Regions from separate parts of the Homo sapiens genome. Here region 1 is linked to region 2. Evidence: chromatin contacts called from ENCODE Hi-C or POLR2A ChIA-PET data. All regions are on one chromosome and are shown on one strand. The core of a region is the stretch at or near the end of the contact, and the rest is flanking DNA. Distances in the headings are between cores, read along the strand shown. Region 1 holds the start of DDX59-AS1 (DDX59 antisense RNA 1). Region 2 holds the start of DENND1B (DENN domain containing 1B).

Region 1 (6,047 bases), core at 1-2,500, 2.9 Mb after region 2:
CAGATCGCGCCACTGCACTCCAGCCTGGGCAACAGAGCAAGACTCCGTCTCAAAAAAAAAAAAAAAGAAAAGAAATTAAGTGGTTTGTCCAAGCTCACACAATTCTTAAGTGTTACAACCCTGGCACTGTGGATCCAGAGCACAAGCTCTCAACCATACGAGGACTAAGCTCTAATTTTTTATCTTACCCAAATTCCTTTCTAAGGGGTCTGGAGAGTCATGCCCTACAAACCATAAATTCTCATCAGATGGGTTTTATTTAACCCTGTATATCGTGACTTACTTTCCAATCTGACTCTGGCCTAACAAGGAAGAAAATAAAAATGTTTTACCCCAAAATATATTTCCTTGTCGTACCTTAAAACTCCCCTGCAAAGTCTCTTGCAGGAAAAATCTGCATTTGGTGAGAATTCCCATCTCCCCTTGTTTTCCCTCCTTCCTTCCCAGATCCAGGAGATAATCAACTAAGAGCCAGGCACCCTTTTAAGTCCAATATAAAACAATTTACAACCTGCTCTCTCTAAAGTCTATCTAAGAGCTTCCTCTGCACAATAAAACTTGGTCTCCACAATCCTTTATCTCTAGCCTGAACATTCCTTTTTATGGATCCCAGGTCTTTAGATAACCTCAACCAGATAACGTTTACATTTACCGATTGAGTTGCCCCGCCTTTCTAAACTAAACCAATGTATTTCTTAAATGTATTTGATGTCTCACGCCTTCCTAAAATAGATAAAACCAAGCTGTACCCCAATTTCCTTGGGCACATGTTCTCAGGACCTCCTGAGGACTGTCACTGGCCATGGTCACTTGAATCTGGCTCAAAATAAATCTCTTCAAATATTTTTCAGAGTTTGATTCTTTTCATCAACCCATATCTATACCTTTTTACACCAAAAACATGTCTTTGCAAAATTACAGTTATTGGGAATAAGGCTTTTAACCTAATCTGGGGACTATCAAATATACTAATAAATATTTTTCTTAAAAAAATTCTTTGTTTAAACTGCCAGATTCCAACTTCCAGAAAAATTCCAACAGAAATGCAACCGAGGGTCTAGAATTACTATCCTAAATCTCCGAAAATGTACAGGGGGTGGCGGGCGGGGCAGGGACGGCTCTAGGTGAGCAGGAAAAAGCTTGGAACTCAGTCTTCCAATGGCGAAAGGGAACGTGCTCCTGCTGGGCGGGACGGCGGACGGCTGGCGGCGGCGCGGCCTCCAATTCTCGCCAACGCGCCCCGCACCCCCGTGCACTGGCGGGCCCTCCCCTCGGGCGTTGCCTCCCACCCACGCCCGGCGGCACCGCACCCCGAGGCGCTTCACGTCACGGAGCTGCTAGGAGACGGGCGGGGCTCCGGTTCCGGGTAGAGGCCTGGGACACGGGGAACTGTAAGGATGGGAGGAAGGCCGCGCAGGGGCACCAGTTCTGCCGCCGCGGCCTAGCGCCCCAGGTCCCGGAGAAGGGGCACCAGGGCGGCCAGGGGCCCAAGCTTCCGGGGCACGCTCACCCGCGCAGGACTGAGGCCGCGTCCGCTCCCGCTCCCGCTCGGGCCGTCTCCCCCTTCCAGGCTCCAGGCCAGGCTTCCGCCCGACAAGCCCTGACCCGCTCGTCAGGACTGCGGCCCGGGGTTGGTGGTGCGGAGCGGAGCGGAGCGGAGCGTAGAGTAGAATCCACTTCCCCGGGTTTTGGGAGGGGGCCGCAGCCCGCTTTCCGGGCGGCGGGGAGGCGGGGCCACCGCGGGGGCGGAGCTCGGCTGGGAGCCGGCAGTGGCTTGGGAGGGAGGGAGGGAGAAGGAGAGGGGCGGGAAGGCTCCTCGCGTTTTCCACGCCCCCGCCCAGCTCTGGGCTGGTGGTAAATCTCGGAACTGGTCCGGGCTGGGCGAGTTCTGGACGGAGGGGCACGTTTGGGAATCCTCTTGGAAGAATTTACGTAATCGAATGGGCTGGGACTGGTGGAAAAGAGTTGGACCGTCCGGAAAGAAGCAGGAGGGCGGCGCGGGGGCCTGGCACCCTTAGAAAGTGGGAAGTGTGAGTGTAAAAGGGAGGGGCACTTCTGCCCGTTGGGCCCAAAAACCCTTTTCTGGCTTTAGCTAGTAGAGCCACTCAAAATTTAAACGGAGTCAGCTTGATGTGGCATATATGATAAGCTGGATAATATTTCCTGCACCACCGCACCCCTCCCCCCACCCCAACACCAACAAGAAAATAACACAAGTCACGGTTCTTGTTCCTTGTGGGCTGACATTTCCCTGTTTTGCCAACCTCTGGAGCCACGTGTCCCAAGCAGCTTGTAGTTGAGAAGTGATGGGGGAGAGGAGACAGCACGGGAGAGGAAGGAGGGAAGCCAGCTTATATTCAGGTGCCTTAAGTATTTAAAAATATTTTCAGTGTAATAGTCGATGCATTCAAAAGAGCATATTTACCAAATATGTAAAATTTAAAGTATGCTAATGAAACTATCACTCCACCACGTTATCAGTATTTAGCATGTATCTATGCATCTCCAGGATTCTACTCCTGGCCTCTTAGCTCACCACCACTATCTTCAGTTTTGTCCCTCTTTGCCATTTTTAGTGGTTTTATCATATTTGGATGCATTCCTGTGTATTGGTGTATTTTTCTTCTTTTTGAGCTTTATAAAAATACATATAGCCTGGAATTCGCTTTTTATCACTCAACATTTGTTTTTTTGGTTCATCCAAGTTGTTACGTGTAGTAACAGAACATTTATTTCTTACTGCCTAGTCAAAAGGAAGTTTTCTCCTGTCAGGAATGTATTCAATACTGTAGCGGATAGGATTATAAATGCACTTTAAGTATTTTCTTTATTGATGGGAACCACACAGACTAAATGTATCAGACTTCCCAAGTTCGTAGGTCACATACCTATAACAGAACTCTTTTCCTGGGTTTTGTGACATTTCTAATTGTTGTAATTTCTTTTGCCATTATAAAAATTAGTCACTTTTGAACCTAATTTGTATTCATCATTCTGAATCTTTTTCTTTAAAAGCCTCCTCTTTTCCAATTATATAAGCTCATACCCCATAAAACCTGAATCTGCCCCTAGTAATTACTAATAAGGCTAGTAGGAGCATTCTTGTTCACCTTCTGTGCATGCGCTGGACTCTAATTTGAACCTAGGATTAGCACTGCGGCATCAGAGGCTATGGGGGCTGTTCAGCTTTCAAAGATAAAGCAGAAATGTTTTCAAAGTGGTTGTACCAATCTATACTGCCACCAGTACCGACCACAATTCTCTCTAAATCCTCGTTATTTTCACACTTCTTACTTTTTGCTAGTCTACCCAGAATAAATACCATGTTTTTGTCTTAATTTGCATTCCGTAATTACTGATAAGGCTGAGCACTTTGAAATATGTTATTCATTCATGTTTTCTCTTCCTCTTCTAAGGATGTGTGTGTGTGTACATATATAAATGTATATATAATGTATATATGTATATATAATGAAACATTCTTTTGTTAATTGTAGGTGTTGCAGATATCTTCTCCCTGTTTATAGTGTGTTTTCAAATAAAAAAATTTTTTGACTTATTTTGAAAAAATCAACCTTATCAAAAAGTTTCAGAATTAATGAACTCCTGTATACCCTTCACATAAGTTCACAGTTTGCTATATTTGCTATATTAGTGTGTAGGAGAGATTATATATATAAAATATGTATACTATAGATATATATTTTTTTCTGAACCATTTAGGAGTAAGTTGTAGCATGTGTCTCCAAAGACAATGATATTCTCTTTTATACTCACAGAAAAATGTTCCAGTTGAGGTTGTTTGTTTTTTGAGACAAGGTCTCACTCTGTTACCCAGGCTGGAGTGCAGTGGTGCGATCTCGGCTCATTGCAACCACCTCCCGGGCTCAAGTGAGGCTCCCACCTCAGCATCCCGAGTAGCTAGGACTACAGGCACACCCCACCTGTTAGAGAGAATTTTTTTGTTGTTAGAGATGGGGTTTTGCCATGTTGCCCACGGTGGTCTCCAACTGCTAGGCTCAAGCTATCCACTTGCCTTGGCCTCCGAAAGTGCTGGGATTACAGGTATGAGCCACTGGGCCTGGCTCAAATTTAGGTAGTTTAACATTGATGAAGTAAGAGTAGCTAGGACTACAGGCACACCCCACCTGTTAGAGAGAATTTTTTTGTTGTTAGAGATGGGGTTTTGCCATGTTGCCCACGGGGGTCTCCAACTGCTAGGCTCAAGCTATCCACCTGCCTTGGCCTCCGAAAGTGCTGGGATTACAGGTATGAGCCACTGGGCCTGGCTCAAATTTAGGTAGTTTAACATTGATGAAGTACGAGTAGCTAACATGCAGTCCTTATTGAAAATTTACTAGTTGTTCCATTAAGGTGTTTTAGAGCTATTTTTTTCCCCTAATCCAGGATTCAGTCCAAGATCTTTTCATTTTCTTTATGAAGTGTTTTTTTTTCTCTGTTTTTTTTTTTTTTTTTTTTTGAGACGGAGTCTCTCTCTGTCGCCCAGGCTGGAGTGCAGTGGGGCGATCTCGGCTCACTGCAAGCTCCGCCTCCCGGGTTCACACCATTCTCCTGCCTCAGCCTCCTGCGTAGCTGGGAGTACAGGCGCCCGCCACCACGCCCAGCTAATTTTTTATATTTTTTAGTAGAGAAGGGGTTTCACTGTGTTAGCCAGGATGGTCTCGATCTCCTGACCTCGTGATCCGCCCGCCTCGGCCTCCCAAAGTGCTGGGATTACAGGCGTGAGCCACCGCGCCCGGCCTTTTTTTTTTTTAAAGAGACAGGGTCTTCCCTCTGTCACTCAGGCTGGAGTGCAGTAGCCCGATAATGCTCTATGGCTAGTCTATGGTCAATTTTCATATATTTTTAAAACCAGAGAAGAATGTTTATTCACCATTAGATAGATACATGATACTTGCAAATAAATCAAGCTTGGTATTTCAGATATTCTATATCTTTACTAATGTTCATGTTCAGATTTCCCCATCAGTATTTCCCCGTCAGTATTTCTCTTACCTGTTAGTAGATAAAATAGATCAAGCAATCAGTCTCCCATTATAAAGGTAGATGTGTTCATTTTTCCCTGTAGTCCAGCAATTTTAGTTTTGTGTATTTTGGGGGCCATTTTATTTTAGAATCAATATTTGTAAAGCAATTCAAGCATTAATGTGTCATGGAATCTTAGGTTTGAATGCATTCATCAGAGTCCAATCACCACCCCTTGCTACTCTCCATACCCTTGTAGGAGGAATTATTTTATAGCACCCTGCTACAGGACCAACTGGCTTGTTGAATGCTTTTAGAGACAGGGCGCTTCCCACCTTACAGGGCAGTCCAGTTCTTCACTGGAGAGCTCCATGATTATACTTACTATTTAATTAGACTCTCTATGGCTAGGCATTGTGCAAAGCATTTTAGAAACATTGTCATATTTAATTCTCACTGTAATCTTATAAAGTAGGCATTTTATCCCCATCGTACTAATGAAGAAACAGGTTTAGGTAATTAAGCATCTTGCCCAAGGTCACACAGCTAGGTAGTGGCACAGCAGGAATTGAAGCCCAGGTCTGTCTCCTAAATCCACTAGACTACACTGCCTTCAAGCTTTTCTTTATGTAAGTATAAAACCATATCCCTTTAACTTTCAATCAGGAAACCTGGTTCCAAAACCATTTTTAGTGTTCCTAAACTTCCTAATCTGTTGGAAACCTTAGACATAACTCACATTCATGTGTTCCATTACTGTGCCCAACTTTCCTTAGTTTTCTTATGGAAGCTTTAGACCTTTGCTATATGTTTGTATTATTGTTACTTTTGGAAAAGTAGCCAATCTTGATGAGCAGGATGATTCATTCTGAATGAATGAATGAATGAATGAATGAAGCCTAGTGAGTAGCAACTCATTTCTACATATGAGTTAGGATGCTGGATGAAACCTAATTTTTAACATCAAGTTCTTCACCTTTCAAGGTTAATAAGTCAAACCTCAGAGCCACTCAGGTCTCACTTGTGGCTCTTTCCTACTCTTTTCTTTAATCAAAAAGCTC
Region 2 (6,563 bases), core at 3,660-6,159:
TCCAAGTGAAATTAGCCTGTTGTGTGTGTGTGTGTGTATATATATCTATAAATATATATAAAAATATATATCTATAAATATATATCTATAAATATATATCTATAAATATACATATCTATAAATATATATCTATAAATATATAAATATATATCTATAAATATATATAAATATATATATCTATAAATATATATAAATATATATCTATAAATATATAAATATATATCTATAAATATATATATAAATATATATGTAAATATATATCTATAAATATATATAAATATATATCTATAAATATATATCTATAAATATATGTATCTATAAATATATCTATATATCTATATAGATTTTTTTTTTTTTTTGAGACAGAGTCTCACTTGGTCACCAAGGCTGGAGTGTGGTGGTGCTATCTCGGCGCACTGCAACCTCCACAACCCCAGTTCAACTGATTCTCGTGCCTCAGCCTCCCCAGTAGCTGGGATCACAGGCATAGGCCACCATGCCTGCATAATTTTGGTATTTTTAGTAGAGATGGGGTTTCACCATATTGGTCAGGCTGGTCTCGAACTCCTGGCCTCAGATGATCTGTCCACCTCGGCCTCCAAAAGTGCTGGGATTATAGGCGTGAGCCACCGTGCCACGCCTTTACAAGCAATATCAGATGAGCGTTACTTCACGCACCTTCGGTAATGTTGTGGTAGATATTTTTTAGATTAACTTATATCATAAACCACTATAGAATAGAATTAAATTGGAGCTGAAAACATAATGTATCCATTTGAGTATCCATTCTACCTAATATATCCATTCTTCAAAGAGGACCCGGTTGGGGCTCAAAATAATGCAAATGGACAAACTTTACTACATACAGGACAATAAAAGATAACTTCATCAACTAGAAAAGGCTCCCTACAACCTAGGATCACTCCTTGCCAATAGACAAACCTGACCACAGCTGCAGTTCAGATAGACCAGGAGTACAGTAGTAGGGCTGGTGGAGCCAACAATATGTGACTTCATACTAAAATTAGCCATGCCCATTTCACCACAACTGGGTTGGGCTTCTCTATTTTAAGGTGTGCAGCTCCAAATTACTTAAGAGTAGGTAATTGCTGGATAGTTTCTGAAGCTAAAATTGTCAGCAGACTTTCCTCCAAGGCTTTAGGATGGCCAATCAGTCTCCACGAAACCCCTATGCTTAATCATCATGCTATCCAGGGTCTAAGCACACAGCAAGTAAAGACATATACTTTAAGTATCTAGAAAGACATACCATGCAAGAACACATTAAAAGAAAATAGGCAAGAAAAGAATTCCTTATTCTTGTCTGCTAACCCTGCCGCCTACCACACATATGCACAATACACAATATGACAAAAGTGGAGGGAAATGATGAAAATCATGACATTAAAGTATTATGCTCTCATCTTTTCAGGAAATTGTACGGAACTGACAGCTGAAACCCTTCCAAGTAATTTCACACTATCGTTTACCTCCCTGCAAAAGTGCTGTGCTATTGGAGTAAATCCAACAGAAGGGGCTACTCAGTCTGCATTCTGCGTTCTGGAAACATCAGAAGGGAAGTGGTGTAGTTTCCATTGGTACTAGCAGGAGAATGTGCACTAATGTTTAAAAAAAGACACTAAATTTCCAAACATAAATGAAAGAAAATGAAAAGATTCGCCCTTTCACCAAAACTAATGATAACTTTACCAACGAATGGTGAAGCTGAGTTGTAAGTTATATGGGCTTAACAACACACCTGAAATTCAAGCTGCACTGATAACATTCATGATTTTTACAATCCCAGGGCAAAGACTTAACACCTATTTTATTACCAGCAACTTGAGACACTCAATGCAGAATACACATTTAGTAGTATTATTTTCCTATTACTACCATGTTCCAGCAGTCCACAATATTAACACTTGCTTTGACAGATTCAATCAATTATTTTAAGAATTAACAGAACAGGCCAGGCACAGTGGCTCACGCCTGTAATCCCAACAATTTGGGAGGGCAAGGTGGGTGGATCACTTGAGCCCAGGAGTTCAAGACCAGCCTGGGCAACGTGGTGAACCCTGTCTCCACAAAAAAATATACAAAAATTAGCTGAGCATGGTGGTGTGCATTGGTAGCTCCAGCTACTCGGGAGGCTGAGGTGGGAGGATCACCTGAACCCGGGAAGGAGAGGTTGTGGTGAGCCCTGATCATGCCACTGCACAGCCTGAGGAACAGAATGAGATCTTGTCCCAAAAAAAAGAGACCTTGTCAAATAACAGAACACAGAAGACACATACCTTCATTTTCAGAGGCATGACATTTCACTTTCAACACCAAGTCAAAGGTTCTGTCTGGATTTGCCCTAAAAGGAAAAAGTTTAAATTAATTTCCTATGACAAATAAACATCTCCATGAAACTTGTATTTTCTTAATTCTAAAACTAATCTTGTTTTTGTCTCAATACATTTCACGTGACTGTATTACTACAGTATAGTAGAAATAACAATGAAACTGTTTTCTCAATTGAGCAACTTAAAAGAGCTGAGACTTAGGAATTCTGAAACTTGGGGCAAAGCATTTAAACGCTGAGACTGTTCTCCCTTACCTATGAGGTGCCTTGTCCACTTCACAGAATAATAGTGAGGATTATAAATCAAATAACATATGTGCAAGTACTTCATTAAGTACTAAGTGCTACAAAAATGCAAAGTATTGGTTTTATCTTATTGGATCAAATTTAAAAGCCAGAGTGTCCCTAAGTGTCATTATACCCTGCCAACAGAGTTTGACACAGGTTCTCAGGCTGTCTCCAAAGGACTTGCAATATAAGTGTAAATGATGAATACATGGTTCCACCTGCCAAGTTCTAGATCACCATAAAACATTGATAATGCTCCATGAATGTGATACGTTGCATATACTTTTCTTAAAATGTATTTACTGTACTTATGCATATTTAAAGTAGCAAACTATTCATAGCTCTAAGGCTAGCAACATAAAAAGCCTTCTTTTTATCCATTATCTTTGGAGAAACCAGCCATCTGCTTCCATGTTAGATTTTCCCACTAGAAACTGTAAGTTTACTTTGCTTAATTCAGAAGTTATTGACTTTTTTACTAACTTGCCATATTTGCAAAATTTCAAAGCAACATTGGTTAAATTTCAAAAAGTGAACTGAAATATACTGAGACACTTTTTCTTCATAACATTGCTGTTTAAATCTCTCGTTCCATCATAAGGTAAAAGATTAAGTCTGTTACCACAACGGCCAATGTGTTAATATCTCAGTTATTCCTGCTAACAAGACCTTAGTGCCTTTGTACATTGGCTGTATTTAATATGTACTTCCTTCAAGAAACGAATGCCAGCTCTGACTTTAAAAAAAAGCATTTCTTTTTTTGGAAGCTTTTCTTATAAGATATGAATCTGGAAACATAGGAAGTGACAAGACATATAAATTAACATGCAAATATACATTTTTTTAGCCTTTCCGCTATTAACTTGTTTCAATGGGAATAATCTGGGCTCAGATGACTTCCTCCCTCTTAAAACAATTAATGTCAAGAAGCATACTATTTTTACTCACTTACCCTGCCCACCATGATGTCAAACACACTGAAGAAAATAATTCTATTACATAATTTCCCTCTTTCCCTAATATTCTTTAGAATTTCTCTTAGGTGTAAAAGTTAAATATTGACTCAGTTTTACTTCTGTGAAATTCAAACGGCCTTTCACAATAATACAAATATACATGGCATTATTTTAAACTTTTTGAGAAGGAGATAGTAAAGGGTGGGTAAGCGAAGTAAAAAGGAATTCTTTCCAAAGTTAAGTTTCAGAAGAAAAATATAAAACTCATGCCTCTAAGATACCTAGAAACAAAATCACCACCGTTATTAAAATTGCTTTTTACCTAATCTCCTGAGCAAAGTAGTCGTTGATAAATACTTTAGCACACACATAAAAGTACCCTCTAATTGGATACCGTTTTGCAAGAACCATGCATCTACAGTTGCTGCATAAAGAAACACCAGAGACCAATCTAATTTTATAAGCAGAATCATAAGAAAACATCCAAGACAAAAGTAACAAACGGACTTAAGAAAACACCGGTTATATTTAATGCTCAGAGAGCACTCGGAATAATAACCTCTTAACCTCAACGCTGACTCCCTCCCGGACACCACACGCACACAGGCAGCCCCAGGAGAGTCACATCTGACACACTCGGGGGAAGCACGAGAACCCCTCAGCGGCGGTGTCAGGGGCCGCCCGGCCTCCCCTGTCCCCCGAAAGGCGGGCGTCGACAAGGCGCTAGTGGCCTCTCCGGGAGGAGCCGCGCCAACCACGGAGGGCCGGGGACGCAGGGCGGGCAGGCTTTGCGGCCTAGCGCCGTCCCGCCGGCCGGCCAGAGGCTTGGGGGCCGGACCGCACCCCCAGCCCGCCCGGCCAACCTCGGCCGCCCGGGGAGCCGGTTGAGCGCGGAGGCGCGGAGGAGCCGAGCTGGCCTGGGAGGGGCCGCCGAGGGACGCCCGCCCCCGACGCGCCCGGGCCCCCCCACTCACTTGGTCCTGCAGTCCATGGTTACATGTCGGTGTGGGGCTGTCCGTCCGGCCCCCGCGCGCTGGCCTGGAAGCCCGCAGCCCGGCCGCGCGAGGGTCGCGCCGTCCCCGCCCACGCCGGCGGCCACACAGGGAAAGAGGCTGCTCACAGCAGCCGTGGCGGCGGGCCCATGTCGGCTGCGCCCCCGGCACTTCCCCGCCTCCCACCCCACCCACCAGAGCCTTTCTGTGACAGCAGCGGTGGCGTGGCCGCCGCCCCCGTCTCCGCCGGTAGCCGCCACCAAAGCTGAGGCCTCTCAGTTCCTGCGACCGGGGCCGCCCGCTGCGGCTCCTGCACCTTCTTGCAAATCAGGAAGTCGCCGGGAGGGGGAAGGGGCGCGCGGGGACGCGCCCAGCGGCTTCACCTGGGCCGTGCGGCTCGCAAGTCGGAGACTGTGGAGGAGGCGGGGGCCAGGTCCCCGCGCCCGGGCGGCCAGAGGGTGCAGGGGGAGCGCTAGTGCCTGCTGGGATGGCCCACGTACCGCTTTGCCACCTAGCCAGAAAGGCAAGGTGCCCCCTGTGTCCTCAGCATGAACCAAACCGGCTTCCTTTCTGGGTCCAGTCCAGATTCCAGGGCGTCGGGGCTGCAACCCCACAAAGGGCGAAGTACCTGGAAAAGTACCTCGACCTGCAGTGTTTTCCACACACATACACACGGACTTGGGTTCCTTTCATTTCATACTACAAATTCAGAGCTCAAGTTGATGCCCCTGGCTCTTGCGTCACTCCAGCTGTGGCCTGCTTACAGCTCTCTGAAATCCAGAGCTACCCCCTCCTGATTCAGGAATGTTCAGACATGTGCACCTGCTAAATAGCCCTGTCAAGTAGCCAAATGGTAGTGCCCCACTTGTCTGCGCATGTGGGAGGCAGACATTCCTATACCACAGACTGCAGTGATAACCAAGGACTAACTTTTGAACACATGTACATAGTCGCAGGCCTCATAGTCTGGCAGTTTAGGCGAGTTCAGAGAGGGCACCACTGAATAAGCGTGGGAGGGACTGATTTACACAGCCCTAAAGCACATGTGAAGCAGGTTATGTGCACTCTCACCCAGTACTTGTCATAGGTGTGTGATAGATACTTTCATCAGCATTTTACAGATGAAGAAACCAGGGAGTAATGGCAAAGCTGGAGTTCACACCAGGTCTATCTGATGCTGATTATTTACTTCTACCTCATATTGCCTGTCTCCCTCCTCTGCTGTCTCATATTTAGGATCTACTGAGAAGACAGGTAGAAAAGTCTTATGATGGACATTCAAATGACTGTGGAAGGCCAGGCTCTTACACAGAGATCTTCTGGGAAAGGCCTTCTCCCAGCTAACACTGCCACCCTTGACACATAGCCACAGTGTTTCTTCCAAAAGGTGGTTACTTCAGACTTTATTCATGCAGAAGTTAAGATGATGAGAGGAAACCAAATGTGGTATGAATGTAGTGTGAGTCATAAGACATAAAAGTCAGAAAAGGAGTCTTAAGAATTAAAAAACTCAAGAGTCAGAGAACCTGAAGTTGCACTCAGTTATATAACCTTAAACTTTCTTGCCAAAATTGGGTACTACTTGGTCAACAGGATCAGAAATATTGTATAGCCATGGGCCTGTTAGTAAAAAATGAGGACGGGCCATAACTGGGAAACAAACAAACAAAAAAAAAATGTGTTTATCATAAAGTGTTGTCATAGCTTGACTCGGGGTGAGACACTTCAGTTTCTCGGTTCCTACATTTGTAAAATGGGAATTATTACTTGTACATCACATGAGCAGTGTGATGTTCAAGTAAAACAGGTGCTACAAATTTGTATTATCTTTTGAGAAATTATTCTGTGAATTTCAGTTTCACAATTAGGCAAACTATACTACATAAGTTTTCTTTTCCCAAATAAAGATTTTTCTGCATAAGTGACCATACTCCAAAGCCTTGAAAAAAAAAATTCGTAAGCTAAAAGCCACTTCTG

The links. Hi-C counts contacts between places; a loop is a spot of excess contacts on that map. ChIA-PET counts read pairs that join two places held with the same protein, here RNA polymerase II (POLR2A). Pooled maps may share reads with other maps.
Region 1: a loop to region 2 is called in a pooled map, with 4 times the contacts of the local background. The contact joins the promoter of DDX59-AS1 here to the promoter of DENND1B in region 2. A Hi-C loop is called at or near these places in 6 of 50 pooled maps. POLR2A ChIA-PET finds 5 or more read pairs at or near these places in 2 of 52 experiments (MCF 10A and activated naive CD4-positive, alpha-beta T cell).

Annotation. Positions count from the first base shown.
Region 1 is chr1:200,668,257-200,674,303 of GRCh38, forward strand. It overlaps DDX59-AS1 (DDX59 antisense RNA 1), which reads left to right and starts at 1,251. Exons shown (of 3, transcript NR_110787.1): 1 at 1,251-1,366. DDX59 (DEAD-box helicase 59) reads right to left here and starts at 1,651. Exons shown (of 8, transcript NM_001031725.6): 1 at 1,511-1,651. RefSeq lists a silencer at 1,065-1,804.
Region 2 is chr1:197,770,571-197,777,133 of GRCh38, forward strand. It overlaps DENND1B (DENN domain containing 1B), which reads right to left and starts at 4,910. Exons shown (of 23, transcript NM_001195215.2): 1 at 4,569-4,910; 2 at 2,298-2,362. The coding sequence starts at 4,585. RefSeq lists silencers at 4,258-4,767, 4,918-5,117, 5,409-5,703 and an enhancer at 6,078-6,127.